Regions from separate parts of the Homo sapiens genome. Here region 2 is linked to region 1. A link is a loop called in an ENCODE intact Hi-C map of the cell type or tissue named here. Cell type or tissue: GM12878. All regions are shown on one strand. Each heading gives the region's core, and the rest is flanking DNA. Links, peaks and the distances in the headings are about the cores only. Region 1 overlaps PEX5L (peroxisomal biogenesis factor 5 like). Region 2 holds the start of LOC124909463 (a long non-coding RNA gene).

Region 1 (15,561 bases), core at 4,311-9,310:
GTTTCAAATTTGGGATTTTTTTTCTTGGTTTTTGGAATATTTGCATGTGTCATAATGAGATATCTTGGGGCTGGGACTCAAATTTAAACACGAAATTCAATTATGTTTCATACACACCTTACACACATAGCCTGAAGGTAATTTTATAAAGTATTTTAAATAATCTTATGCATGAAACAAAGTTCTGACTGTGACTTATCACATGAAGTCAAGTGTGGAATTTTCCACTTACAGATTTTGGAAGATTTCAGATTTTCGAATTAGGGATGCTCAACCTGTATTTGTCCTTTTGTGCCTGGTTTACTTCACTTAGCACAATATCTTCAAGGTTCATCCATGTTGTAGCATGTAAGTTATTCCTTTCCAAGGCTGAATAAGTTCATTGTCTGTATATACCACATTGTGTTTATCCATTCATCTCATGATGGGTTTCAGTTGTTTTCACCTTTGTACTATTGTGAATAACACTGCTATTCTTAAAGGTGCTTTTAAACTAAGTACTTTTACAACCTTTTCATAGGACATTTTCTCAGAAGCAGAGAAATAAATGTTCATCATTTGCATGCTTATTGTGTTATATTGTAATATATTAATATATTCTTTTTTTTAAGACAAGGTCTCACTCTGTTGCCCAGGCTGAAGTGCTATGGTGCAGTCACAGCTCACTGCAGCCTCAATCTCTTGGGCTTAAGCAATCCTCCTGCCTCAGCCTCCCAAGTAGCTGGGACTACAGGCTTATGCCACTATGCCAGGCTAATTTTTAAAATTTTGTAGAGATGGGATCTCACTATGTTGTCCAAGCTGGTCTCAAACTCCTGGCCTCAAGCACTCCTCCTGCCTCAGCCTTCCAAAGTGCTGGGATTACAGATATGAGCCACTGCACCCAATCAATGTATTAATATATTTTAATCTAAATCTATAAATGTTATTAACTTATTTGTACAACTGAATAAACCTAGATAGTGAGGAAATAGTAGAGATAGTTATAAAATTTCCCTCCAAAGACAGACCTCAAAGAGGGATGGCAGGGGAGAGGCGTTCCTGTGTATGCCACTAGTTTGAACAATGGCTTGGTTCTCTTTCCTTTCTTTACAATCTATCCCTGGAAGAGCTCATCTACACCCATGGTTCCAATATCCATTCACACACAGGCTTCTGACTTACAAATCTCCATTTCCTACTCAGTTCTTTTTCTCCAGTTCTAGACCTATATACTTAACAGTCTAATGGAGGTATCCACAGAGAAGTCCCATAGTTTCCTCAAATATAGCAGGTTCAAAGCTGAACTCAATAGTTCACTCCTGCCCCTCTTCCATCTTCTATCATGGAGCTTGGCATGTTCTACATGTCCCCATTGCTCACGTATACATATTATCTTTGTTTCCAAGTCTTGTTTTAATATTTTTTGGAACCTGTCTCTCTCTTTCTCATTATCCCCCTTGTCACTATTGGATCTCTGTACTGGTCTCCTTGCCTCTATTCCTTTCTCAATAAATCCACCAGAGAAGGATTTTTCTAAAATAGGAACTGTTGCTGTCATTCCTCTTAGCAGAACCCTTCAAACATCATCTCTCCTCCCCCAGTCTTCAGTGCATGACATCCAAGGATTCCTATGATCTCACCACTAGTGATTTTCAGTCTTTTTCTCTCACTATTCTACCATCCTTGAGTACTACTGAAATACGTATATTTACTTAAAAAGACATCTTTCCATGTTTATCTATTTGTGTGTGAATACCTTTCCTTTCTGCACCAGGGATACCCTGCTCTGTTCTCCCCACCTTTCTCCTGATCTATCTTGAATCTGGCAAATTCCTATGCATTCCTCAAACCTCAGCTCACATAGTACCTCTTGTAAGACACCTTCTCCCACTGGCTGGAGCAATGGCATGATGTGGAGGCTCATGTAGTAACTGATGTGGGTTTTCTTTCATTGCTACATATAGTTAATATTTTATTATAATCATTTAATCATTTTTCTATCTCCCTACTAGACTGTAAATTTGCTAAGGCACAGAGAGCTTATATTATTTATCTTTGTATTCCTAGCACATAGTTTGTGCTGGGAATATGGTAGATACTCAGAGAAATGTTTGCTGAACAAATGAATAAATTAATTCATGACCATTTAACATGTACATATCATAATAATAAGTGATTTCATATATTCCCATTTATTCCTCACAGCCTTATGGATAAGCTATGAATATGATCTCCTTATGAATGTATATACAATATTCACCTCCCCACACATATACATACACACACAGCAGTCAGTCACAGCCAGGGAAGATTCATGTTCCTCTTGGCTTTCTAAGATACCTGTCACTGTTCTTTCTCTTGAGAAAGGAGAGCTTAATGTGTCTGATTCCAGGAGCTGAGAATTAAGCTGTCCTTTCTCAGAGGAGGTAGAATACAGTGGAAAACATATGGGCTTTGAGGTTGACTAGAACTAGGCTCAAATTTCAACTGTTCTTCTTATAAACTGTGAGATCTTGGGCAAATTGCTTAAATTTTGAAACTTGGTTCCTCAGATGTTTCAAAGAGTTGTGATAATTTAATGAGATAATATATGTAAGTAATGTACTGTGGTTCCTAGGCATTGTAACCCACCATCAAATGGTAGCTGTTATTATTGTATGGCATGTATTCCCAAACACGTTTGTGACATACTGTTTCATCTGGCTGCCCCTGGGCCTTGCATTAGAGTTCGTTACTCACAAGTCCCTCTTTCTCATCCTGGACTGAGTGCTCCTACAGAGCAAGATGCACATTTTATCTTTATTTGTAACTTTAGTGCCTAACCTGGCACCCAGCACCTATCTATAACTCAATATTTGTGGGTCGAATAAATAAATGAATCAATCAGTTATGCAAAGTTGAGCTCCCCAATTGCTGTACAGTTCAAGCTCAAAAGAAGCTATGTCCTGTCCAGTTTCCACCATGGAATGCCTTTTCTACTCCTTTGTTCTCTGTTTAATGCCATTGGTGGAAATTTCCTCTTGTATCCACATCAGCAGAGCAAGGTTGAGCATCCATAGCCGCAAGCGATTGCCTTACCTAGATCTAAGGATGAAGTCTCCGGGACTCTGAGAGGCTGGCCTCTCTGCTCAGCATCCGTGCTGATGAGGTCAGATCCATCGGCCTTTTTCTTGAGGGATGAGGTTTTTGATGAGGGCTCTGACTTCTTGGCTTTGGTTTGGGTTTGAGAGACTGGTTCACTCAGGTCGAGGAGATCTAAGCCAGTGGTCAATACTACCAGAAATGGAAGAGGTTAAGATAAGCCCATTTACTACTCTGAAATTATTTAAAATAGGTTTCAGTTGGGTACAGAAAGATTTTATGTTTGTAGGATAGGTTAGAATAAAATTACGTTAGCTCATCATTGATTTATAGAGACAGCTTGTTAGACTGGGATGTTTGCTGCATGTTATTCTTATAGTTGGTATGGCACAAATTGGTAAGAAAGGACTTAGACCAGCCTCAGCAATGATGAAGCTTTGAATGAAATTAAAATGATCAAACTGAATCTGAGTTCAGGTGCTATTTACTTTATTGCTTTGCTTTATTTATACTGAAGGTTATTTTAGATTGCAATTTCCCAGAGAGGAGTCAATCTACCATATTCAGAGATTTAGTGAAGGTTTTGAATGTCTTTGTGTTTTAATTTTAAACAATAAAGTATATGGGGTATAAAGCAATGCTGTTAATCATCTTTTATTTAATTAAGCAGTTCAATCAGAAAATGGCATCCTGTTTGGGTTCACCCAAGAGAGGTATTTTATAATCCATAGTTGATGAATAGGTACACATGTTAATGCCTTTGCTGTTTAGTATGCAAATTTGAATTTCAATGTAACTAACTATAAAACTGTTACACTTTTACTTCCTAGCAGGTTGATTACATTGCATTAAATACTCTAATGAAAGCAGAAATAATAACTTGTTCAAATGCAAATAAGGCAAATGAGAATTAAAAAAGCAAGTTTTATAACCTTAGCTTCTTCCTTCTTTTACAGTGCACGTAACCAGTGTTTGACTAGCTCATTGTGAGAGATAGAAAATTCAAATTGGAGAAGGTCCCTACAGCTCTACCTTTCCACCAGTCCCTGCTGTTTCACTGGCCCTGGCACTGCACTGGAGAGACTAGCTTCTGAGCAAGATCGGTGGCTCCCTGGCCTGGAATCTCTTCACCCAGCTCACGTAGGAAAGCCACAGAAAGACAAAGAAACCACTTGCATTAACCCTTTGTGGCAGTCTACAACAATGACTGCAGCACTCCTCTTTAATCTCCAAGCTTTTCCTCTAGGTGGGGGATGGATTTTTGCTGATGTCTCAATACTCTTCTGTCTGCTTCTCCCTTGTACTCAAGGCAGGGGCCGGGCTCCATTGAACTCACAACCTGGATTTCTTTAGTAGTGCATGGGCTTCATGAGTTAACCATTCCTATGGGATCTTTAGGATGGTGTGTCAAACTTTACTCTTAATAATCTTGCTTTCTGATTCCAATTCCAAGTCACAGTGGTTGGATGTTGTTGGTGAAGTGGAAACATCTGGCTCTGTCACGGCTTAGTGTGTGACTTGAAGTAAGTTTCTTGATCTCTCTGAGTTTCAGTTTCCTCATTTGAAAATGGGGAATTAATTGTCTTTTAGGGATAAGATGAGGATTAAATGATCTAATGTATGTAAAGTGCCAGGCATACAATAGGTACTCAATAAATGTGATTTCCATTCTTTTACAGCCAATTTGTGATTTTTTCTATCCTTTTTGTTGTTGTTGTTGATGTTCTCCTATTTTCACTGCTCCTTTTTATTTGAGACAAGAATCAGATCCATACACTGACAGAAAGAGAAAATGCTACTGGGAATAAAACTGAAGATGAGACAAAGATATTGGTTCTACAGAGGATCCTATGAAGTAAATTTATCATAAAGTGGCCTGAAAGTGTCAGCTTATCTCAACAGAATCTTCCTGAGGCAATAGGAACCACTTCCCAATGCTAAGATGCCCTGAGATACGAGGGATGTTTTGGGGCTAGGAAGTACTTGAACGTGGAGGGAAAGAAGTGACATTCAGAACTAAGCTGCCTGGCTTTATGTCTAAAATGTAAGCATGGCAGACAGCCAAAATAGGCTAGAATGCCTCACATTTTATATCCACTGAATGGTCAAATAGAAATTTCCAGACCACTATTATGTTGGCAAGGAGTCTAGGCCCAATGTGATGTCCTTATAATGGAGGAAAGGAAATTGATGGCATAATATAGAATGCCATATACATCTTTTTACTAATTGTACAAACAATTAAGAGTTAGTCACTTGCTCCTAGACTTTTAGAAGCAAATTATAAAATTGTCTACTTGAACATAGGAAGTACATTTGTTATGGAATAACAGCTGGCAAGTACTAATTTAATTCTATATCTTCTTCTCACATTCAGAATAAATGAATTACTAAAAGGGTGAACTGTGAATTCAAACTTGGCTCAGTAAGGTTCTTTCCCCCTCCAAAGTGTCCTGGGCAATTCCTGTATTTGTTCTGAGCTCTTTGTCCCTTTGTTCTTTTTCTTGCAAATGTGAAACAAATGCTTGGCACACACAGAAAGCCTAATTGGTTACCCAGCTGATGAAGGAGGTGGCTTGGAGGTCGAATGGCCAGCTTTGAAGCTGGGAAAGTCCCTGCAGAGTACGTTTTCAAAAGGAGAGAAGGGTGGGTGTAGCCTTTCACTCTCTGGAGAAAGACAAATCACATTTTAGCATGTGTGTGTCCTTTAGCTAAGATTTAAAAGTAAGAATCTTATTGCTCCACACAAAGACAGCCCTGGTATGGTAGGTGGTGTCTGCTCTGCTGATTTCTTAAATCCTATTTTAAAGATCCTTCAGGCACATGAAGTTTTGGGTTTCAGTATCTGTGTGCTTAAATTAAGAGCACCAACCGGTGAGGTGTGTTGGCTCATGTTTGTAATCCCAGTGCTTTGGGAGGCCAAGGCAGGAGGATCGCTCGAAGCCAGGAGTTTGAGACCAGCCTAGGCAATATAACAAGATTCAGTCACTACAAAACAATTAAAAAAATTAAAAAAAATTAGCCAGGAGTGATGGCTATCACCTGTAGTCTCAGCTACTCGGGAGACTAGGTGGGAGGACTGCTTTAGCCCAGAAGTTTGAGCCAGCCTGGGTGACAGAGTAAGACCCTGTCTCTAAAAAAAAGGAGCACAAAGGAACAAAGGATAATCTCCTCTTACAATGAACGTGAAAAGTGTGTGCGTGTGTGTATGCACATGTGTGTGTATGCGTGTGATAGTGTAGATCTAATAAAATACCTTCAGGGTGTAATCTTATTGTCACATATGCAGACTTTTCTCATGGACCACATGTCAGTCACCACTCACAGCTTCATAGGCTGTGGGATCCCACTGCCCAGAGGATGTCGCTGACTTCACTTCTATTTGCTGTAGCAGGGGGATTTCCAGCTCAGTTGCTTCTGAGCAGGCTATGTTTTGCCAGTCACCCTTGTAGCACTTTGTCCTGTCTTCTTCACTTTAGTTCAGCTAATCTATTTTGGTGTCCTGATGTTCCGTGAATATTGTGCATAAAATAAGGCAGCACAGGACAGTGGTTAAGACTGTCTGAGTTTGACTGAGTGCAGTGGCTCATGCCTGTAATCCCAGCACTTTGGGAGGCTGAGGCAGGCGGATCACCTGAGGTCGGGAGTTCAAGGCCAGCCTGACCAAAATGGAGAAACCCCGTCTCTACTAAAAATACAAAATTAGCCGGGCGTGGTGGCACATGCCTGTAATCTCAGCTACTCTGGAGGCTGAGGCAGGAGAAATTGCTTGACCCTGGGAGGCGGAGGTTGCGGTGAGCCAAGATCATGCCATTGCACTCCAGCTTGGGCAACAAGAGCAAAACTCCGTCTCAAAAAAAAATGTCTCTCTGAACCTTAACTCTGCCCACTAAAATAAGGATAAAACTATAAAGTATTGGATGAAGTGCTTATCTACAGCTCTTGGAACAGCACTATAAGCATAGTCATGATGCAAATAAATATTTATCGCTACTAGAAGATTCTACTGAAAGCATTCATGCTTGACACAAACTGTAGATATATGAGGTTGGAAATGATTACAAAAACTATTTATTGAAAATATACAATATGGTAAGTGCTTATGAGTGTTTCCTTACTTAGTCTACATAACATTTCTGTGAAAAAGGTATTCTAATTTTACATATGAGAAACTTGAGGCTTGGCAATATTAAGTAACTTGTCCAAAATCACACAGCTGGTGTGGTAGAAAAACGCCCCCCTCTAATATGGCCACATTCTAATCCCCAGAACCTGTAAATATGTTACCTTGACATGTCACATGGCAAAAGGGACTTTGCAGATGTAATTAAGGATTTGGAGACTGAAAGATTAATCTGGATGATCCCTGTGGGCCCAATGTAATCACAAGAGCTCTTATAAAGTGCAGTTAGGGGGGTCAGAGCCAGAGAAGGACATGGAGACCAATGTGAGAGAGAGAGCTGCTGCTTTTGAAGATGGAGCAAGGAGTCATAAGCCACCAAATTGTAGGTGCCCTCTAGAAGCTGGAAAAAGCAAGGAAGTGAATTCTGTCCTGGAGCCTCCAGAAGTAATGTAGTTCTATTGACATCTTGATTTTAGGATAATAAATTTGTGTTGTTTTAAGCCATTAGATTTGTGGTAATTGTTACGGTGACAATAGAAAACTAATATAACTGGTATGTCAGTGTTTACACCAGGATTCAAATACAGGATACAGGTCTCATCTCTCCATAGCCTGTGTTCTTGCACAGTCCTCTCTAGACTTTATCTAAACCTTAAGGCAGGGTGCTGACTTTATTGATAAGGCTTTGATTCATTTGTTTGTTTAGCTTCTAATTATTTGGCAGTTTGGATAGTCCAAGGAATGATTTAAATAGTTGGCAGTCTCAAAAACTTTTGTTCTTCAGATAATCTAATAGAACTGGGTGGAAAAAAATTATAATTTAGAACTTCTATGAGGCAAAAGATACGTTCTTTTAGGGTTCATAGAGAAAAAAAATCACTGACCGACCTCCAGAAGAGGTAAATATTTCCTAAATTTTTTTTATTTTGTATTGATTTATATAAAAACTAGATTTCTTACGAATTAAAAATATATAATATTTTTGCCTTGAGATATACGCTTAATATTAAAAACACTTATCAAATAAGAGTCTTTCTTCAGGATAAAAATCTGTGTGAACCAGGTGCACTGAATAATGGAGGTGGGAAAAAATAAATCCCCAGTCTCAGAACACTATTTTTCCAGACCCCCTACGTTGGAGAGTATTATGGATTGAGTGGTCTATGTAGAAGTCCTAACACTGAGTACTCAGAATATTACCTTATTTGGAAACAGTTTCATTCGAGATATAATTAAACATGAGGTCATATTAGAATAGGGTGGGCCCCTACTTTAATAGGACTGGTGTCCTTATAAAAAGGGGAAATTTGGGCCAGGCGCGGTGGTTCACGCCTGTAATTCCAGCACCTTGGGAGGCCAAAGTGGGCAGATCACAAGGTCAGGAGATTGAGACCATCCTGGCTAACACAGTGAAACCCTGTCTCTACTAAAGATACAAAAAATCAGCCAGTCGTGGTGGCAGGTGCCTATAGTCCCAGCTACTTGGGAGGCTGATGCAAGAAAATCGCTTGAACCCAGGAGGCGGAGGTTGCAGTGAGCCGAGATCGTGCCACTGCACTCCAGCCTGGGTGACAGAGCGAGACTCCGTCTCAGAAAAAAAAAAAAAAGCGGGGGGTGGAAATTTGGACACAGAGACAGACATGCACACTGGGAAGCACACATGCAGAGAAAACACCACATGAATATTGGAGTTATGCTGCCATAAACCAAGGCAGTACCAGAAATTAGAAGAGAGGCCTGGAATAGATCCTCACTAAGCACGTTCATGGGGTGCATGGCCCACCTGAAAGCATGATTTTGGGCTTCTAGCCCTCAGAACTGAGATGGTAAGTTTCCATTGTTGAATCAACTCAGTGGGTGGTACTTTGTCACAGCAGCCCTAGGACTAATACAGAGGGCAACATTGTAGATATTGGGATTGCAAGAAATTACACATTCTTTTGATTTTTTTCCTACAGTATTTCACAGGTCTCTCTTCCATATGTTAGAACAATCAAGCTGAAAAGAAGCTTTTGAATCAAATCTTATATTGCTCTCTCAGGGTGGATCCTTTCTAAGTGACTTAGTTTTCCCATCAGTGAGAATTGGAGCATGAAGAGGAAGTTTGCAGTGCATACAATTCTCACTGATTCACCTGCAATTGGACATACAAGGTTATCTGTATTTTCCTGGGGTAGTTCTCGAGTTTTGAAGGGGCCAGCTCTTGTTTCACGGATCAGAGGAATGAACCTCATCTGATAGTATGTGAACTTGTTTAATTTCCTACCTAGAATTTGCCAAGTACCATTTAATTTCTTGATTACTGAAAGTGAGAGCTGAATTTAGAAAATGATTGCTGTGGTGTGATATAAAAAAGTCAACGCAATTGAAAATGAAAGTGTAGGGAATACATATTGTTCTCACCTAAAATCTAACAGAAATTTTTACACCAGTTAGAGTTTACATGGTGTTAAGCTTTTTCATGGATTGCTTCCTTTAATCTTTCCAATGAACTTACGAGATGTAGATCTTACTATTATCAGACAAATGAAGAAACTGAGGCTTAGTTAAGCAACATGCCCCTGGATACAGAGCTGGGGTTGGAATTCATGGAGTTTGAACCCAGAAACTGTAAAATATGACCTCACATAACAAGCCTGTCTATCTCATGCTAGTTACTCTTCTTGTAATTTTTGGCATTTTGGAAAAATCACGATTTCCTTCTCCTGTGATTTTATTCACTTAGAAATATAATGAAAATATGCAAGCCAACAGCAAACTGAGGCCAAGATGACAAAATGGAACAAATTTAACAAGACAGTATGTGATTATCCTTTTCTTTTTCCATTAAATTCCGCTCTGCACATCCAACATAACCTTTGTTCTTTGATTCTGAACATCATTTTTTCATTCTTATTTGAATGACATGACTTTGAATGTGAATGCTGACCAAATGAAATCAATGCAGAAAGACTGCCTCTACAAGGGAAGTGTAATTTATGCCAGTGGCATCCTGTACTCACTCATTGGATTAATACTTATTGAGTGCCGATTCCTATATGTGACAGGCACCGAGCAGGGGATGGTTTACTATTTGATAATGTTTAATTCCAGGAGAACATTCAAATAGATTGTTGTAACGGGGAGCAAGTAACACATTTACATGACAGAAAATGAAACCGGCTCTATACTATCCCAAAGCTGCAGGATATTTTGTCATTTAAATCCACTTGAAAAGGTTGCCACATTTTTATTTACTGGACTTCCGTTATACAAAATATTTCCAGAAATAATTGGACCATCAGCCAGAACTTGAAAACCTTACTCTGAAAGAGATGTTTTTGTTTTAAAGATTTTCTAATGTGATGAGACTTTAGATATAAATATGCAAATATGAAAATATACATGAAAACATGATTCATTGCTAATAGTGGTATACTTATGTTCTGCAAAATTGGTTGGGTAATATACATTGCAATTTCTGTGATTTATTGGTTTATGCTAAATAGTATACATTCTAAAGTTTCATTTGGTTGCAAACGTTCTTTCCTCACTTAAAATGTATTATGGAAAAAATGTGCATTTTACTATAGTTAAAATTAACTCTAGTTGAGGAACAGTTAAAAGTGAGAGAATTACCAGCTGTATTGGATGTTACTGGCCTTGCTATTGCTTCCGATTTGGTTTCACAGAGAAAGTCATCGATGGAGGGACTCAGGAGGGGTCTGCTTTCTTGTTGCTCATTCACCAGCTGAGAACAAATGAACAGAGGTGTCAAAGGGCTTTGTTAAACTGCAGAGTCAGATGAATTAAAATGCAGCCTTGCAACAAAATGAGAATAGCAAGCCTACCAAAAATAAATAAATACATAAATAAATAATGGGGTGGGGGCAAGAAAGAAAAAATATCAAGAGGTGGGGAATGAGCCTTTTAGCACTGTCAACATATTTTTGATGCAGCCAACTTCAATGTTTAAAGCTCAAGCCTTTCCTCCCCCCTCCTGAAATATGATTATTCTCTAATTTCAATATATAGAAAATGACACGTATTGAATCATAGTTGCTAAGGGCCAATCCCACTCCTCACCTGGACAAAAGCTCCTACTGAGACCTGGACCAGTGGCTTCAGACTCAAAGATGACATGTTCTGGTTAGCACTGCTCAGTCAGTGTTTATGTGGGGAGTGCAAACACACGGATCAGTGTGGGTGGATAAATGCCTGCCTCGTCTCCCTCTCTTAAAAAGCTCAGGTCACCTAAAAACACACCCTCTACATTTCCTTGGAATGCTTTTGTATTACATAACAAATATTATTTTGGGAGAGTAGAAAATATTGTTATATTAACTGTGTAGGTATCTAGTACATGCGTTTATAAAATCTATTTGTAAAATATATCTCGGTAGATTCAATTGTGTTTTCCCATTAGCTCATTTTCTAATTTCAGCAATCTTTCAGTTTGATTTTTTAGTGGATCTCTAATTATCAGTGGCAACCACTATTTACTTTCAATCATTCTGCACCTCTTTGAATCCCGTCTTGCCGAGTTATGTTTCTACGGTTAAGGGAGAAAACACACTTTTGATACTCAGGTGGTTGATCCCTAAATTAACTGTTTTTTTTGGGGGGGGTGGGGGAGCTTTTATATTTGCCTTTCATAAAACAGGCATAATCATCTAGTTTTTTGCTTAAGAAAAAGACACACCTCATAATCTTTAGGTTTTTTTGTTTTGTTTTGTTTTTTGTTTTTTAAATAGGCACAGGATGTCTGTCACCCAGGCTGGAGTGCAGTGGCATGATCATAACTCACCGCATCCTCGAACTCCTGGGCTCAAGCTATCCTCGCATCTCAGTATCCCAAATAGCTGTGACTACAGGTGTGCACCACTATGGCCGGCTAATTTTTAAAAATTTTAAATTTATTTTTATAGAGACAAGGTCCCACCATCTTGCCTAGGCTGGTCTTGAACTCCTGGGCTCAAGCAATTCTCCCACCTCGACCTCCTAAAGTGTTGAGATTACAGGTGTGAGCCACTGTGCCTGGCCAATCTCTAGATTTTTTAAGAACTTATTTGTTAAGTTGCATTTTAAGAGGCATAAAATAGCAAATGGAGTGCTTTGGAGTATTACCAAATCAAAATATTTTATATTACTCTACTCACCTTCGCTACATTGTTTCTCTGGCACAGTGTCAGCAGTCTCATAGTTTAGAGCTGATGGAAGGTGGCAGGGGACCTGAGTAATGGTAACTATGGGGAGAAAGTGCACTTCTTTTATTTCTGAAAGGGCAATATGGAAGCACTTAGTGGTCTTTTGGAGACTGGAAGCCAAGAGACACATTTAGTACTCATATGCATGCTATTTAAAGATGGATAAATCTCATTTAAACATGTGTAAATCTCAGATGTCCATTAGAGTTTAAGATTTCAATATAGAGTTGGTAATTAGATTTTTATACATATTAATTTGTTATTGAGGGATGGGCTTTGAGAACGCTTTTCTTCTTTTAACGTTCAAGTTACAGGGATAGATCTTTCTTCAATTATTGTAAGCTTTGGTATTACTATGTATAAAACCTCGCAGATTTTGCTAGGAATCAAATCCAAGGCCTCTTTTGGTATTAATCTTTTATTTTAGGATGCTGCTTTGACTCATGAGTGAAACTCTGAGCCCCAGTGCTTTTTATTTTTTCTGAATTTGAACATTCCTGGGTATCACCCATTCTATATATATTAAAATATTTTTAAATGTTGAGGGACTATGAGCTGCCTATGTTTCAGGAATAAAATATATTTGAATTTTTGTAAATGCTATGGTCTATTTGAGTTTAGGAATGATTTGTAATACTTTCTGGCATAAAAGTCAATTTTATTATCTGGAAATGTAGTTGAAAGCACTGGTATAGAATACAATATACTAGAAAATGATGAAATAGCTAAACATCAGTGATCCGGTGAGCTCATCTAAAAATATGATTAGTGTCCCAGAATCTGTATCTCATTTGTAGTTAGTGCATGTCCAAACTGTACATATGTAACAGTTTCCAAAGGACCTGTACATTGATACATATTTCCTGGTAGGACTTGCTCTTTTAACCATATGTGCTTAATGTAATGAACTCATCTAGTGTGATCAACGCAGTGATGAGGTCCTACTTTCACAAACAATGCCCACCTCCACACTGTGGCCTTCTCATGGCTGTGAAGTGCGATCTGAATTCCACTGTGTTATACGCATTCACAGAGGATGAAGGTTACCATCAAATATGGCACCACCCTATACGCATAGAAATTATTGTAACAGGGTTGCATTTACTAAGCAGTGCATTCTGATGACTGGCCTCTGGGTCTAGGTCTTATTTACCCATTGGCTAAATTGTATAAAGCGCAAAGACTAAACTCAACCAATACAACTGTGACTTTCAAAGTATGAATATGTATGGACAATGTCATAACTATCTCTTTGATAGTCATTATTTCTTTGAAAAAAAGTTTAATTTCATTGACAGATGGCTAAGAATAACTGAGTTCTCTTATTCATAATTTTGAGAAATATCAACGTTATGTAGGTAAGTATGAGCTATATTCCGTGGAAAATCCCCTGTACTCTTTCTTTACTTTGGATACAGTTAAATGCCTTAGTAAAAAAACAAACAAACAAAAAAAACTAAGAGTTTATCCCTAAATCACAGTTCTGTGTACATATATGTGTGGAATAGTGATATAGGCCTACATTACCTATAGTTTTGGAAGACCAGGGTGTTAGATTTCTTCAGATAGTTTTAGCTGCAAATGCATAAAAACTATAGTCTAAATTTGATCAAGTAATTCTAAAAGTAAAATGTTTGTTAACATCTAAATGGAAAGCAAAGGAAAAGGCACAATTCAATGAGAGCCCTGTCCTTTTGGGCCTGTCTGCTTTACCAAAGGTAAAAAAATTTTTTTTTTTTTTTTTGGAGTCCGTCTCTTTATTCAAACTTTGGACAAATTTTCTGGAGAAAGCACACTAGCACTCTCAGATTTACTCAGCATACAAATAAAGGGATACCAAAGGAGAGGCTATTCTGAGAGACTTCAGGAAGCCCAGGACAAAGGCGTGGCATCTCCAGTCTTCTACACCTCTGCCTCAGGAAGTCTGTGTCTTTCCACACCTACTGTCTTGTTTCTGACCATAGTTCACACCTGGACTGATGGAACTGTTATAACTGCCTGACTTCTACAACTAAGCTACTCCTGTGGCTTTCTTCCACAAATTCAAATCAAAGAAGGAGTAACAAACTACCTTCTGAGTCAGTGTTTTTCAAGCTGCAGCACAATTTAGCTATTGAGAAATGCTTGGGCTGAAGTGGGGGATAATAGCAGGGCTCAAGCGTGAAAGACCAGATTACAGATAGCATGGAAAGGTAACTGAAACTGAACAGAAAGTTTTTTGGTTTTGATGGGAGATACGGAAGATGAAACAGGAGATATTATGAAGATACGGAAATCTTTCCTTATAAGCTCTGAAGCCAGAGAATATCTTACTTATATTTATATCCTTCACAACTTCAAATAGAATGTCTATGTCTAAAAGGGGTTCAATAAATGGCTATTAAATGAGGAAGTGACTTTGCAGAAACTGAAGATGTAAAAATACCTATCTAAAATGGTCCAATTTTAAATTGCATCTTCAGTTGCAGGAATTTAGGAATGATTATTTTAGTCATAGGAAGTCCCATTTTATTTATATTTGCATAGATTAAGAATAGCTTTTTCCATCCCTTCCTCTTCATTTTGAACAAGTTTATGATATTTCCTTTGGTGACTTGAGAACAAATACATGTTTTAGATCATAAAAGAAAATTTCAAACTGAATTGAGTCTCCCAATTATTCCCTTTAAGCTTAATTTCCAAATTGTATAACATTTATTCTTTCCTTATGCATTAGTAGGATAAGGTTTCTTGACTTTCTTTTAGTTTGAAAATAACTTTATGAACTTCTCTTATTTTGTCTTTTGGGTATGGAGTATATTGATGTTATACAAATAATAAAAAGTAACCCAAAGGTTTCTAATTTTTTAAAATAACTGAGGTGAACTGATTGCAATTTTGGTCTAGTCAGATTATCATAGCTGAGTTAAAATGACCCACTTCATTAGTTGCTAAGGCCTTTGTCTCAGTTTGTCCACATTTTAAATTTTCATTTCTTATTCTCCCCTTTCCTCTTCTCAATATTTGGATCAGTTCAAAGAACCTTCTATAATGGTGACAGATTCTTATTTCTCTTTCAGGATCCCATTCAACTGGCACATTGTCTAGGAACCTTCTTTAGTGCCAACCATTGAGTGCCTCTTTATAGCACCTACATGTTCCCATGTCTTGCCCAGTGTCATACTCTTAGTTTTATCTGTCCCTCTCCAA
Region 2 (15,561 bases), core at 6,178-11,177, 73 kb after region 1:
TCAGCATCTGTTTGGTCTTTATCTAAAGTATCTTCCAAAAACAGCTCAGCTTAACTTTCTCCTGTTTGGCTGTGGTCAGCAAGATGAGAAATTATCAGGGGGAAAATTAGAATTTGGAAGTGGGCACTGACCGAGTTGTCATCTGACCAGAGAAGATGAATAAGAAGATAAACAGGAAGGCAGCATGGGAGAAATACAATTAGACGTGTGGATCCACGGAGAGAATTAGAATTCAGCAAAATTCCCTCCGTGCAGGAGCTACCAATTCAATTCTGTAAAATTGTAAATGATGCTATCACTTTCAAAACTGGGTAGGTGCATACTGTATTTCTTCACTTCTACCCAATCCCCAATCCCCACCAGCTGCTGAAAAAACAAAGTACTAGATAAACAAAAAGAATGCCTACCTTGGATTTTCTCTCTGCGGAAGCAGTCGACTTGTTTATTAATCTGAAGCTTCTAAAGCTATTAATGTTCATTGTTAAAATGCAATTTTAACAGAATTGTATGAACTGGCAACTAAGAAGTTTTTTAGAGCATTTTTGCTGATGTTGATTTTAAACACAAGCAATCAGTATATCTACATTCGTGCAAAGAGACTTTAATAATATTTAGTTAATATGACATTATACCAACAGTGAGCAGATCCCATGACTAGCTTTCCCAGTGACGGTGCCGTTGTGTCTCTTCTATTTAGATGAAACATGTGGCCGTATTTGTAGCTGAGGTTTGGAATGGCATTATTTCCAGTCTGATTAACTGTACAGGTCTTTCTCATAGTTTAGTCCGTGTTGCAATATTCTATTTTAAAAACTTGTTTTGGGAAGGATTAATAAATGGTAAAGTACAGAACTGAAGAGTAGATTTTTAAAAAAAAAATAAGTAGTTTTAAAAACCACTTATTATTCCAGCATCCAGAGAAAATTACTACTAATATTTTAGAATGTTTCCTTAGAGCCCTTTTTGTTAAGCATCTTAACACAGTGGATCTTTCCAAGTTTTTGTCTTGCCTTTGTTTTTGCTTAGTATGTTTTAAGCATTGTTGCATGTCAGTATAAACTCTGTCAGCATGACTTTAAATTGCCCCTAGTATTCCATAATATGTAAGCACTAGAAATTATTTCCCTTAAAAAGTAAGACCAAGCAACTGCTCCCTTTAATTTAGAACCCATTAAGTATTACTTTATATAAAACATCTGGTAGGACTACACACTAAATTGCCTGTGTTCACACTGGATTGCCTTACAGAGTATCATACTTTGTTTCCAAGCAAAACAAAGACACTGAGTGGAGACAGGTGGCCTTCTTGCCCCAGCTGCTGCCTTTTTCATGCAAAGTAAGTCTAACCAAACCCTCAAGGGTAGGAGGAATAGGGAGCCTCATCTGACAAGCAGGTGAAGTCTGAAATAATCTCGTGATTATGGACAGGTTACCTAGAGGGACAGGCATTTATTAAAAACCTGCTATAAGCAGGAGAGTGCTAGGTGCTGGGAATATAAAAATGAATAAGATGCAGTTTCTACCTTAAGAGGGCTGGCAACATTGGCCCAGTCTGCACACCTGGGTTCAACTTTAGTTTCTCTGGAACTCTGTCCTCATCTTGGCTGGACCCTGACATCTCACCTACCACTTGTGAGCCTTCTTCCCCCACCATCAGCCTTTGCTGAGGATCTGCTGTAAAAGGACCGGCCTATTGGTACTGTGAAACTGTGGTCGAAGGACTGTGTGCTCTCTGGCACTGCCACCTGAATTTTCTTGGTCAGTGACAGTGGCTTTACACTGCAGGCTCATTGATGATCAGGTCAGCTTTTAGTCTTTCCCACTGCCCTGTGGTGCTTGGTCCTAGCATGTCTTATAGTCACACTTGCTAGGCAATTGGTGCAGCCTCTTAGAAAACACCTCTTTCAAGGACAAAAAAACAAACACCGCATGTTCTCACTCATAGGTGGGAACTGAACAATGAGAACACTTGGACATAGGAAGCGGAACATCACACACTGGGGACTGCTGTAGGGTGAGGGGAGGGGGTGGGGAGGGATAGCATTAGGAGATATACCTAATGTAAATTACGAGTTAACGGGTGCAGCACACCAACATGGCACATGTATACATATGTAACAAACCTGCACATTGTGCACATGTACCCTAGAACTTAAAGTATAATAACAAAATTTAAAAAATGTAAAAAAAAATACCTCTTTCCCATCTTCTCACATCTTTAGTTTGATCTAATAGCATCTATTGAGGGCCCATTGCATACACTATCCCCAGCAAGCACATGCTGTCTAATGCAGGTGTAAAGACTGGACTGAGCTGCTGAGGCACTTACAGTCTAGTTGAAAATATTCAATGAGCATGTGGAAACAAAGGTAAGATCATGATAACATGCCCCTCACTGGCACTGCACGTAAGTCCCAAGAGGTCAAAGCAAGTAAAACAATAGTAGTGCAGGGGAGATTAAGGGTCTCCTGGCTAAGTGAGTGATGGATGAGGAAAGGCTGAGAGGAAATTGGTAAGTATTCTGAAACGGAGACGTAAGAGGAGGCAGGGAGCAAAATGTGTGTTGGAGGAGGCATATGTGTGGTGCCCAATGGCAAAGGGTACCAGATTGCACTGAAACAATGAACTCTACAAGATGTAAGTCCTGCTGGCCTTTTCTCACTTTAGAATATGCATAGTCTGTTCTCTTTTGTCAGGGAAATGCTGAAGGCTATTACAACGGAGACTTTGCATATTCCATAAAAAATGTTATTCTTGCTTCCTCTCCCTCCCACCTCAATGAAATAATATCGAGCTTTGTGACTTTATAAGACTGAATTAAGAAAATTCTGAAAAATGGGCGATAGATGCTTATTTTCCTTGGTCACTGACTTTAGAGAAGACAATTATTTTTGTCAGTTTGAGTGTGATCATTAGAGTTGAGATTACTAGCTTTCTACTCCCGTGTCTTTCTTCCTTAGTAACATGGTTTTCAGGTAGATATATTACCATGCAGAATAAATGAGTCTATTTCCTAGGGGAACCCATCTCCAGTAGCCAGTTTTGACTACTTGATTAAATTCTGGGCAATGAAGTATAAGCAAATGGTCTCTATGAAACTTCTACAAAGACTCCTTAAAAAAAAAGAAAAAAAGGAAAAGTAGATTATTTTTTACCTTTCTAGCCCCACCTTTCTTCCTGCTTGCTGCCTCGAACTCAGAGATGATGAATGAGGATTCAGCAGCTATTTTAGAATATGAGGACTAGGTCCTCTTCTAAGGTATAGCAGAGCAAAGAGCTGGAAGAGGCTTGCATTTCTGACCACTTAGGAGATCTTATACCAACCCCACATGATATAATACCAGATTTCCTTTTTGTGAGACAGAAATAAACTGCTGTTTTGTTCAAGCCACTTTGTTTATATATGAATTTTGTAAGTACATAGAGTGTATACTCTCAAAAAGAGGAGCAATGTTCATGCCATGTGGTCCATGGGGAGTGTTCAATGTTGATGATGGAGGTGATGACGATGAAATGAAAGCCAAGAAAACAAAATGGCTTAAATAACTATGTATTTTCTTTATATTTCTCTTCTTTATTTCCACATCCCAGCTCCTTCCAACATATTTCCAATAGTGGAATAGACCTTTATCAATGATAAATTTGTGATAATTTACAATTACAAAGCAATTGTTACAATAGTGACTTTTTCCTCTTAAACTCATGGTCTTTGAATGCAAAAGTAATGCTTGCTTCTGCTACTATACTTTGCTTATATTATAGATTTGCAAGAAAGCTTCTTGGATCTAATAAGGCAGATTTCCAAAGCAAAGGTAGCCTTGTTTAGCTGCATTTAATCCGGATTCTGTAATATCAAACAATCTGGCATAACAACAGACGAAAGGCATACTCTTGTCTCTTTAGGAAACAATATACCCACTGAATTTTATTTCTATTCTAGCTTTGTTTCAAATGTCGAGAAAGAAATATTTTTGGATTTTTTTTTTAAAACTGTATATTTCAGAAAGGGTCTACCGCCTTTGCTAATACTCTGTACCTGTAGCAGAAAGAAAAGGTCGGGGGGTGTGGGAAGAAGGGAAAGATGTGTATATAGCAGAATGACAATGAGACTGTTGAGGATAGTTAACAATTTGTAAGTTCATCTAATCACTTACTTTTCAATGACCCTTTTGAAAACAGCATACATCGTATCTATTCAACAATGATCTCCTCTTTAGGGAGAACCATAAACTACTGCTCAAGGAAATAAGAGAGGACATAAACAAATAGAAAAACATTCCATGCTCATGGATAGGAAAAATCAATATTGTGAAAATGGCCATACTGCCCAAAGTAATTTATAGATTCAATGCTATCCCCATCAAGCTATCATTGACTTTCTTCACAGAATTAGAAAAAACTACTTTAAATTTCATATGGAACAAAAAAAGAGCCCGTATAGCCAAGACAATTCTAAGCAAAAAGAAGAAAGCTGGAGGCATCACGCTACCTGACTTCAAATTATGCTACAGGGCTACAGTAGCCAAAACAGCATGGTACCGGTACCAAAACAGATATATAGACCAATGGAACAGAACAGAGGCCTCAGAAATAATGCCACACATCTACAACCATCTGATCTTTGACAAACCTGACAAAAACAAGCAATGGGGAAAGGATTCCCTATTTAATAAATGGTGTTGAGAAAACTGGCTAGCCATATGCAGAAAACTGAAACTGAACCCCTTCCTTACCCCTTATACAAAAATCAACTCAAGATGGATTAAAGACTTAAACATAAGACTGAAAACCCTAAAAACCCTAGAAGAAAACCAAGGCAATACCATTCGGGACATAGGCATGGGCAAAGACTTCATGACTAAAACACCAAAAGCAATGGCAACAAAAGCCACAATTGACAAATGGGATCTAATTAAACTAAAGAGCTTCTGCACATCAAAAGAAACTATCATCAGAGTGAACAAGCAACCTACAGAATGGGAGAACATTTTTGCAATCTATCCATCTGACGAAGGGCTAATATCCAGAATCTACAAGGAACTTAAACAAATTTACAAGAAAAAAACAACCCATCAAAAAGTGGGCGAAGGATATGAACAGACACTTCTCAAAAGTTTTTTTTTAATTTAAAGATTCTGCTGCTGATACCATTCAAATCTATTGCATGCAGGTGTAACCAAGGAGGTTTACATTGTTCAGTAAAAAATCTTGATCAATTTAACATTAAAAGATTTCATTTTGTTTTGAGAAGCAGGAGGGCTGTATCATTCATAAGTGCCTTTAAGTTGGTTTCCATGATGCTGTAGGGAACATCTCTAAATGATCCATCGTCAGTGATGGAAAGACTGTTAAGTCTGGGGCCTCACTATGACTCAGGATGGAAATGGAGTAGTGATGTTAGATAAGCTAACCCACCAAAAGCAAAGGTGCAAACAGCCTCGCCGATGGATGAAATAGGAGGCTCAAAGGTTGACATGCAGTAAATCATAATGGAAGGAGTGAAAGAGCTGAAAAGGGAAATGATGACCAACTGAAATGAATACAGTGAGAAAGAAAATGCTTAGCAACTAATGAAGCTAAAAGTTAGCAAGGTATTATAAATATCCCCAAAGGCAAACTATTTTGCTTCCTTTTATCTACTTGAGTCTTCTAGAAAGATTATAATTTTAACCTTGTGTCTCTCAATGTCGTTAATTCTATAAATCTAAGGAGGGATGTGAGGCATGGTTTCATCTGGCTACAGGAAATTGCAGCTTCTTAAGGTCCAGAGATTTCTTTTTTTTTCTTTTGTACCTGCCTTGGATACATTTACTATTTAAGTTCCACAAGAACAAGCCCAGAAATTAACCATTAGTCGGGGGGGGGGGAAAAAGTCAGCCATGAGTAAAAGGGCTTCAGCACTCTCAGAATGGGAGAAAAGCCTGGTGAAATAAGCCATTTGATTTTTCTAGTACAATGTATCTTCAGGCCAATTATGAGTAAAATACAGACATATTTGTGTGCAAACTAGGAAACAGAACAAAACAGTCTTTATTTTCATGTGTTCTTATGTTCCAAGAGAACCCTCTGCTTGCCCTATTCCGTGATTCAGTACTGGGCTTCTTCCAAAGAATCACCACAGAAGAACTGGCAAGTGGCAGCAGGTGACCGGCAGGGGATTTCTGGGACCTTTTTTTTGTTTGTTTGTTAATGTAAAGAAGTCCCTTTTATTTAAACTCCTAGTGGGTACTAGGCATTGTGCAGTAACTACTGATTGTATCTGTAAATTCAAGAAAATGCAATGCAGTTTCGTTTTCTTGATGGCTGGTGGGAAGGTGATTGACAGAGGTGGAGCGCGGGCTTTGGAGGCAGACAGACCTGATTTCAATTCTATGTTTGCTGCTTGACTAGCTATGTGACTCTTTTCGGGTTTCTCAGCCCTTCTAAGCTTTGTTTTATTTTTTTTTTATTTTCATCATTCTGAAAAACTGTCATAATTATACCTCTCAGGATGCTGTCTGGCACATAGTAGGTGCTCAACAACGTGAATTCCCTTTGTTCTTCCCTCCCCCTTACCCCACTTACAAAGTGACTAAATTGGACAGTTAGGGCATAAAGTATGACCCATTCAACTCTTCAGTCTCATCTACAGTGTCTATATTTGTGTTTTAAATGACCTCTGCACAAGCTGATTCACCAAAATTTCTCTTCACTCCCCCTTTCCCTAACTCCTGTCCTATAATGTGGCTTCCCCAAGAACTTTAAATCTGACACATATATTTATTTTATTTTTTTTAGATAATTTCTTCTTCCTGATAGGCTGGAAGTTCTGAGGAAGCTAGAGGCAGGCCTTCCTCATGTCACAGAAGCATGTTTCTAAATAAGGAAGAATAATAAGAACTAATTTGTGGTTACTAACCTTTGGTACAAGTACAGCCTGAAATAATTGTTCCAAAGACAGTTTGTTGATAGAGGGCCTAATTCCCTTCAAAACTATACAGGGTGGTTCTAAATGTCAACTTACTTCGTGAGAGAAAGTTCTCGTTTTCTTTGGCACCTTGCTGAAGCTAATTGGGTTTCTTTGTGTTTTGAGCGATGTTATGTGACTTTTTTTTTTTTGCTGAAGACTCACTATGAGTTCTGCTATGCTCTTTTTTTTTTTTTTTTTTTTCAAAAAGAAGGCACAGGTGTTAACGAAATTCATCTGGGAAGTGTTTTTCTAGTCTTCGGGGACAAATATGTTTTCATGTGGGCTATGTAATTTCTTGACTGCTAAATAAAGTCTGGGAGCCTCAGCATGATTTTTGCTGTTCTAGGAAAAATATTGTGTTCATTTCAGAAAAATAGAATCTATAGTGATTAAAGTACCATTATTTCTTTAGAACTACGTATTATAATATAATCTTTTGGGGCAGTTGAAAAACATAAATATGAGTATTCACTTTTTTCTTATTACGATTAGAAAGTTATCTAAATAATCACTCAAAAAACCCAATGTAATTAATTTGATGAGTTATAAATTCATAAAATCATGCCATACTTTACCCCCTCCCAAAGTACTACCGATGTAAAAGTAATCATTATGGATGTGTTCATTTTTCTACAGGGGATTTAATTTTTAAATTGCTCTTAAACACAAGAAAGTGATTCATAACCCTAGGGCATTAGTGGCTTCCTTACAGACGATACCATCTTGGATTTATTCACAGGAAGTAATCCTCTCGAGTGGCTCAAATGATTATTTTTATAGTTTTCCTTAAGAAATTCTCCCAGAATTCTTGGGAGATAGAAGTAGGGAAACTATTATCATTTTGCTGATAGGGAAGTCAAGGCTTAGAGATGTGTTCAAGGTCAAATAGAAAGTCATTGGCAGTGTCAGGAACTTGAATTTTAGCACCCTCACTTGTATTTCAGCTCTGCCTTATAGATCTTAATAACTTTCTGTACCTTTGGTTCTTTATCAGTTTAAGAGTTTTGCATTTTGGAGCCCTAGGAAAAATGGTAAAATCTAGAATGCTTATAAAATAATACATTCTAAAACGAATTCACGATTATTTCTTTTCATCACTGCCTTTCAATATGAAGCAGTCTTAGGTCTGAATTCTATATCCCCTTTAGTGGTAACCACTTCATACAAGTTGCTTAGACTTCAATATGGGTTTCTAGAGTGTATTTTTTGGGCATAAGAATACCCTAGTGGATATATATATCTGTGTCCTCAATGAATGAGGTACCAAAGTAAATTATCTCCTAAGTTTCATGTGGCTGTAAAAATATTTAGTTAGTTTCTTTTCTCAGCTAACTTAAAAATTCATGCAAACTGAATTTATGCAAATCCGTGTTTGTGGTTTGGCTGTGGTCAGCCTCAGGAAACAGAAATGCTGTATAACTGCCACATAGAATATAGTTTAAACCTGAGGTTTTACGGAGCGACGCAACATGCACGGTGCCATCTCCAGTGATGCTTAACGGTGCATCCGGGATATGAAAAGATGACACTGCAAATTCCCACAAACATCATGCAGAATTCACGGTAAGTCAGTACGTATATGTCTAATCATAGTAATGTACATGATTTTTTTTTGCAATCCCTTCTTTTCCTCTTTAATTTGATAACTTGCATCTTAAAAGATGAGTAAGGTTTGAATGGTCACTGCATGAGCCAGTGAAAATCCTGGAAAAAAATTGCCTAAGGATCACCTTGATTCAATATAAGGAAACCACTAAAATGACATTTATAAAACTATGTAGCAATGTGGAAAAATGAGCGTAACATAATGTTACATAAAGAAGCAGGTACAAAATTGAATGCACACCGACTGCGACTATAAAAAAATTAAAATTATCTTGCAATTATGCAAAAGTGAGAGTATGCAAAATGAAGAGTTCTCAGGACCATGGGTGATACTTTCTCTCTTGTCCAAAATTTCTGGAGAAAGGTTTCATATATACATCATAAGCATAATGTAGCTGGGGAGAAGGGCCCCAAGGGTGATTGCCAGTAGTCTAGCATTAACAGGTAAGGCTCAGGGAGGAAGGCTGGGGCGCTGCTTTTGGGAGGATCACAGAAGGAATCACAAGGAGCTGGGAGGGGCAGAGTCATGTCAGGTGAAAGTCTAAAGGGGTGGCTAAATATCAGCTCTCAGACCACTTCTGTAGATGGGCATGCAGTGACACTGGACATGTGCCAACAACTTGGGATAAACTAGCTCTACTAAACAGATCAGCAGGAACTTCAGCCTGAGAAGAAAGGTCAGCTCCTGTAGGGCAGCTGGTGGAGTGACATTTTCAGAGCACAGAAATATACTCCCATAACAGAAAGCTGCTCAACAAATACTGAAGTGACAGGCTTTCTGGTTTTGTGCCAGGTGTAGAATTTTTCAAATGTGGTGGGTACAGAGGTAATTCTAATGCAAAGTAAGGATTTAATTTATCATACGTAGCACCTCAGACACAAGCACTTGAAACATATGTAGCAACCTCAATGCAATACATGGTTGTTATTGGTTATATTACAGGGCCATCTGGTCACCTGGTCCTGGCCATTCAGTATTGTGTACTGCCCCAGTGGCCTCAGAATGGGCACGTATTTAAGGATTAGGCATCTGCTCTTTTTTGCAGCTTTGCTTTTGATTATGCATGTTTATGGCTATGTAGCCACACATTCTCCTTTTCTCTATTTCTTCTCTCTCTCCCTCTCACACACATACACACACACATGCACACATATATACATACACACTCTCAAGAATACTTTTTTTTGGGAAGGAAAAAATATATTTTCCAGTTTCCCCATCTTAATGTATTTATGCTCTTCTTTATCATATATGGCATATCTTTCCTTTAAAAATAGGAAGGCTTTTTCAGATTTTACCATCTTATGTTATTTCCTAACAGTCAAAATTGCAAGAAATTTCCTTAATAAGTGAGGGAGGTATGATGAAAGGAAGTTTTTAAACGTGAACTCACTTGACCCAGCACTGCCATGTACTGCCGCACAGGCTGTGTAGAGAGCATAGCCTTCTGGGGTTGTGCAACACAGCAGCCCTGTGTAAAATTCCCTTTGCCCCATTGTGTATTGTAAAATGGGTATGATAGTAACCTACATGGTGAAGTTGTTGGGAGGATTAAATGAGTAATATACAAAAAGTCTTTGGAACAGAGTGTAGCACATACTAAATGCTGTGTAAGTGTGTCTTGTTATCATTAGTCTTTTAATAAACGTGGTGTAAGACCAGAAGAGCTTAAGACAAATATCGGGTTAACAAGTTTCACCTCTTGGTCTCCCTCATTTATGCTTTCTTTTTGTTACAATTTGTTTTACAGGACTGATTACTGAGTAGGTTCGCTTTAATGACGAGGCAGGAAAGGAATATTTGCAAGGTTAGGGACATTCAGATAAAGGATTTAAGATACTTAACTTGTCTTTATTCTTTTTTGTAGGCCTAGAAAATCAAAATAAAAAATTAATGTCTTTATCAAAGTATAAATGATCCTTTCCTGACACCAAAAATTGGAATAACATAAACCAATGCTTCCTAGGAGCCACAGTGTGTACAGGATTCTTCTGCAGGGCTTGTTAAAACAGATTCCTGAGGCTGAGGCAGGAGAATGGCGTGAACCCTAGAGGCGGAGCTTACAGTGAGCCGAGATCGCGCTGCTGCATTCCAGCCTGGACGACAGAGCGAGACTCCATCTCAAAAAACAAAACAAAACAAACAAAAACAAAACCGAAAAAAAAAAAATAAAAAAAACCAGATTCCTGGGCCCCACCTCCAGAGTCTGAAGCTCAGAGTATAAATTTCTAGCAAGCGCCAGGTGATGCTGATGCTGTGGTCCATGAACCAACCACTCTTTGAGTAGACAGGTTCTAAAAAACATCTTTGGTAATTGTTCCCAAAGCCCACGTCTCCTCCTGGGAACACGTGGAGCACTGGAAAACCTTGTAACTTTTTCTGGACTATGATTAGGGAAGGAGGAAATAACGCACATCTTAGTTCTTAGAGTTCTGAGGCTCCCAAATGCTCCTGGGAGCCCTTGGTTCCAACTACTGCAGCACGGGCACTGTAACTGTCTGTTGACTGTAAGTCCAACCATACCGGCTTCTTAAAGGCCGTGACTATGGTTATGTTATCTCTGTGTTCCAGCACCTAGCAAACACCTACCAAAAAATTAGGCTGTAAATAAGTTTGTGTAAAATAAGTAAAATAGATTAAATCATTTCCATCAAAATAATGTATTTTTTCTTTTTTTTGAGATGGGAAATAATGTATTTTTTTCAAAAGCAGCATTCTATCTTCCTCCTGAAGTTATTTCATAATAAAGAAAATGAAAAATTATATTTTTTCATATAGCTTCTCTCAGGATCAGTATCAAAAAAATATGATTCCCTATTTAGTTCTCTCACCCCGAACACTGAGGCTAAATGTCACCAGCATTCCCTGACCTGGCTCTGCTGTTTCTCCACTGTTCCTTCTCACTCACCACATGGGAAGAACCACTGTGGCAGCAGAGCAGAATAAGGACAAATTATTTTTTAGAACTATAGCAGGTATTACTGTACTCAGTGTAACTATGTGTTTTCCTCCAAAACTATGCCTAGAATATATATAGCAAAATTGTTTACATAATAAATTTCTCCAAGTAATAGAGTCTCAGATTTTTCTGTTTCTCCATTTTCTGCCTCTTCTTTTCAAGAGCAGGCTTTATGTTTTGCTTATTTTTTTTCTCATTTCTCCCTTATATTTGTAAAGCTGAAGAAGTCTGTCCATCTACAGAACCTAGGGGGACTTGCTCTTTCCCTCTTTGTTCTCTTACCATTTGGATTCTCCAAGGGGCCAGCCTTGGTCAGAACTATGAGGAGGTCTCCTTCCTTGCAATCTATATCCTCTACTTCTAGCAGATATGCCAAAATATTTGTGATATATGTTATATTCTTACACATAGGCAGAAGGAAGAGCAAGAGCAAAGTGTGAAGGGAGGAAGAACATCAAACACTCGATGCTTCAAGGTGTTCAGTATGAATGGGGCATGAAGTTGAGGGGGCATTAGATAAGCACAATGAGGTAGTTAGGGGCTGGATGACAATGGACAGCCTGCAAGCCCAGTGGAGGAGTTTGCATTTTATTTGGGAGACAGTGGGAAACATTAGTTCTCACTATGTATTGGGTGCTCACCAGTAAGCTAAGCAGTGTTGGGGTCCATGGGGTATTGCTACTGTTGTTCATAAAAGTCCTGATCCAAGGGTATGATTTTAACTCAAGTTCCTTGGAGTCTGGATGCAAAATTAAAATGGCTCATTCATCTAGACAAAAACAAGTTGCTTCCTTTTTTAAAAAATGCAAAGTTTACAAGGTTTTACATTTTTAGCTTAAAAATTTAACAATATCTAACCTGTTTATGAGCTCAATATGTTTTATCTTGTAGTAAATGATTTGATTAATGAAATCCATCAACTTATGCAACATAGCTCATTTTTTTCAGGGACTACTCCAATAGTTCATAAAATTTCATGTGTCAATTTTGGGGACACATTTAAAGTTTAAAGAGAGAAGCTGAGAATGCAGGGAAGTGATAACTGAACAACCCTTGACTGGAAGAAAACAACTTCTATGCTTAGTGTTTTTCTACAACAAAATTAGTTAATTATTCACAAATTATACAAATGAGATAATTTTGTTAGAAAACAAAGTGATGAATGAATGTTTTTTCTATTCAGAACATCCAGCACAAAGCCTGGATGGTACATTCTCTCACCATTTCCATTTCTTTAATAAGTTACTTATTCATATATTTCAAGAATGAGATCATTTGGCCAAAAAATACGATGAGGAATAAATAACAATTGTATTGAATGATCACTTGTGTATGTGTATGTGTGTGTGTGTGTGTGTGTGTGTGTGTTTCCTAGATCACAAGACAGGAAGGAAGTGGTACCCATTTCAACTGGGGGTAAACCATGTGAAAAATTAAACCAAAAATGGAAATGACAGAATTCTAGAGTTGTTTTGGAGAAAAGGAAGAAAGCAATGGAGCATAAAAAAAAAAACAGGTTTGCAAGAACTGCATTTCTGTCAAACCTTATATATGCAGTGTCAGAATAAGAGACACGTTCCAGAGGCAGGGATCAGAGAGTGGTGCTGAGCAGAGAAGAAAAGACATGCACTGTAAAGTCTGGATGGAGAGAAGTAAAAGCGCAACCACAGAATGACAAGGTCGGGGCAATGGCAGAGCGTGGGCATCTCAGTCCAAAGTCGAAGAGAAAAAGGGAACTTTACTCTGTAAACTCTCCCTGTTGTTTAAATATGAAAATAAGAAAAATATTTTGTATGGTCTTCCTGATCCTTTGTCATTTTTATTATAAGTGATAAAATTGAATTTATAACATAAATCATTGAGGGACAAATATTTCCACTCACAACTGGTTTTCAAAGCCCTTCTGACAATAGACGCTGATTCAATCAGTAATCACCGAGTTCACCTGCATGGTTCATTAGACAAAAGCACTGGCAGCTGACTTCAAAACGGATGGGCCTGAAAGCTGAACTGTCGATACGGTTCACAATCACCATGGCCAGTTGAGGGGGAGATGATAAACTGAACCAGGTGGAGAGGCCCTGAGAGATGAGCTGTAGAAAAACCATCTGTGTCAACAGGGAGGAAACACTTTGTTAATCCCAGAGTAGTTTAGGAGATTTCAAAGTTTACTTTAAAAATCTTTAATATCTATACCCTGATGGATACTGGGAAGATGTCACAAAGTTTGTGAGAACCATTTTATGAAGAGTTAGGAGGTATCTAATATAAACATCTTTTTATAAAAATCTATCAGACAAATAGACTTTTAGCTGTGCACTTGAAATACACACTTTTCTCAAATGACTATTCTGGTTTGATTACTATGCTTATCTTACCAACATGGGACATTTGGAAGAAAGGAGAGGAAGTATCATAATTTAGAAAGGCAGTTACAGGAGTGGCTGAATGAACTCAAGACTAGAGGCTGCAGATCCCAAGTTCAAATATTGCCTGTGATGTGAAGTAACCTGGTGAACCCAGTCAAGTTACCTTTTTACTCCAAGACTTGCTTAACTTATTTTGATTATAACAAGTAATATGATTAAGCTTCTTAGAACAATATCTTTTCATCAAAGTTTATCTATACACCTAAGTTGTTCCTTAAGTGCTATCACCATAATCATACACACTCCTTCCCCTATTAAGGTGACTAGAAATGGGTTCCATGGGATGGAATTTTTAATTTTTTAATCCACTGGATTAGATTATCTTCTGAAATTCCTTCCAGATCTAATATTTACAGTTCTTATTTTGATCAGATGAACCTACTTAAAAATCAACAGCAAAAATAAATAAGTACGGCAACACTCCTTCCACAATAAAAGGCTGAATAGGTTTCTTTTCAATTTCTCTACCAAATGGCTGAGTCTAATTTTAAGTACTACTGTCTCTGACTGTTACTTTCATATATAACATCATTTTTACACTCAACCTGTCAGCTCATGTCATTTCAATTATGCATTTGTTTTCTCACTGACTAAACATTGTGCCAGCACTTCTCCCTATTAGATTAAAAAGAAAGAAAACATGGGCTATTTGAAAATGACTTAACAGCAATACATTTTTCCAGCTTGAAAGTCTAGTATTTTTCTTTTATGCTGCATGTAATGAACATAGGCTGAATATTAATATCTTAAAGTAAAGATACCTGATAGCATTTCAGATATTTGTTGAACTTGAGATGGTGACTCATGATGTCTCTCTTGGTGATTACAGTTTTTAACTGAGCCCTGTGAGTTAGTTGCATTACTGCTTGGAAAACTGGGGAAGATGGACTGGTAGAGGAGAGCTAGGTGTGTGCTTGTTACTCAACAATGCTAGAACCTTGTTTACTCACAGAGATGGCTAGGCTGGCAAGAGCAGAAGACAGTAAACACAGTCCTGCATAGGTAGAAACATCAGCAATGCCTCCTGCTCATAAATAACTGCCCTACTCATTTTATCAAATGGGGATTTTTTACATTTTAAATTGGCCAGTTTTCTTTGGAAGTACTTCAATTTCCCAAGGAACATAAGGCCAGCGTCAATGATAACTTAATGTCCATTAATTTAATCAGATCAACAACTAGGTTAGGTTAATTTTCAATGGGGAAAGTGTAAAATGGGAGAGAAACAGAGGAGAGCACATAGGACTCTTCCTGGATCTTAGAGACTCATGAATATAGCAAGTCATAAACTGGACCCCATGGGTTGTATACACAGACTATTTTGTCTGATTATATACTGTTTAAAATTTTAAAAAAGATTATAAACATGTAAAAAAGCAGAGATTAATGCCTTTTTTGAAAAATTCCTATGTGTGGTGACACTGAGCCCATTTCCAACAAGGTGGCAATCCGCTGAAGCTGATACGTGCTGCCACCTCTACTGGGGCCAGCTCCCACCAAGTAGCCACTGACTCCCTCACTCCCTATGTTTCTTATGCACAGTCTACTAACCTCATTTCTGGACCTGGATGATTGGAAAAGGCATTTGCATCCATGACCCCAGACTAGACTTTATTGT

The links. Peaks named below come from ENCODE experiments on the same cell type or tissue, not always from the same donor. Only the 100,000 strongest peaks of a DNase experiment are listed, where the experiment ranks them.
Region 2: a loop joins it to region 1, with 3 times the contacts of the local background. A loop is called at or near these places in 1 of 110 quality-filtered maps.

The regions. Positions count from the first base shown.
Region 1 is chr3:179,876,869-179,892,429 of GRCh38, forward strand. PEX5L (peroxisomal biogenesis factor 5 like) reads right to left here. Exons shown (of 15, transcript NM_016559.3): 4 at 10,805-10,916; 5 at 3,061-3,255. Among named protein-coding and RNA genes, the nearest start is that of PEX5L-AS2, 14 kb to the right of the region's middle. RefSeq lists an enhancer at 6,341-6,400. In GM12878, for the core only: a CTCF peak has its summit at 6,417; DNase peaks (open chromatin) are centred at 5,633 and 6,493; H3K27ac peaks cover 1,454 bases.
Region 2 is chr3:179,948,349-179,963,909 of GRCh38, forward strand. All of the region lies in intron 2 of PEX5L (peroxisomal biogenesis factor 5 like), which reads right to left. LOC124909463 (a long non-coding RNA gene) reads left to right here and starts at 8,390. Exons shown (of 2, transcript XR_007096182.1): 1 at 8,390-8,512. RefSeq lists a silencer at 13,566-13,615. In GM12878, for the core only: no CTCF peak of the experiment used is centred there; DNase peaks (open chromatin) are centred at 8,343 and 9,182; H3K4me3 peaks cover 819 bases; H3K27ac peaks cover 1,943 bases.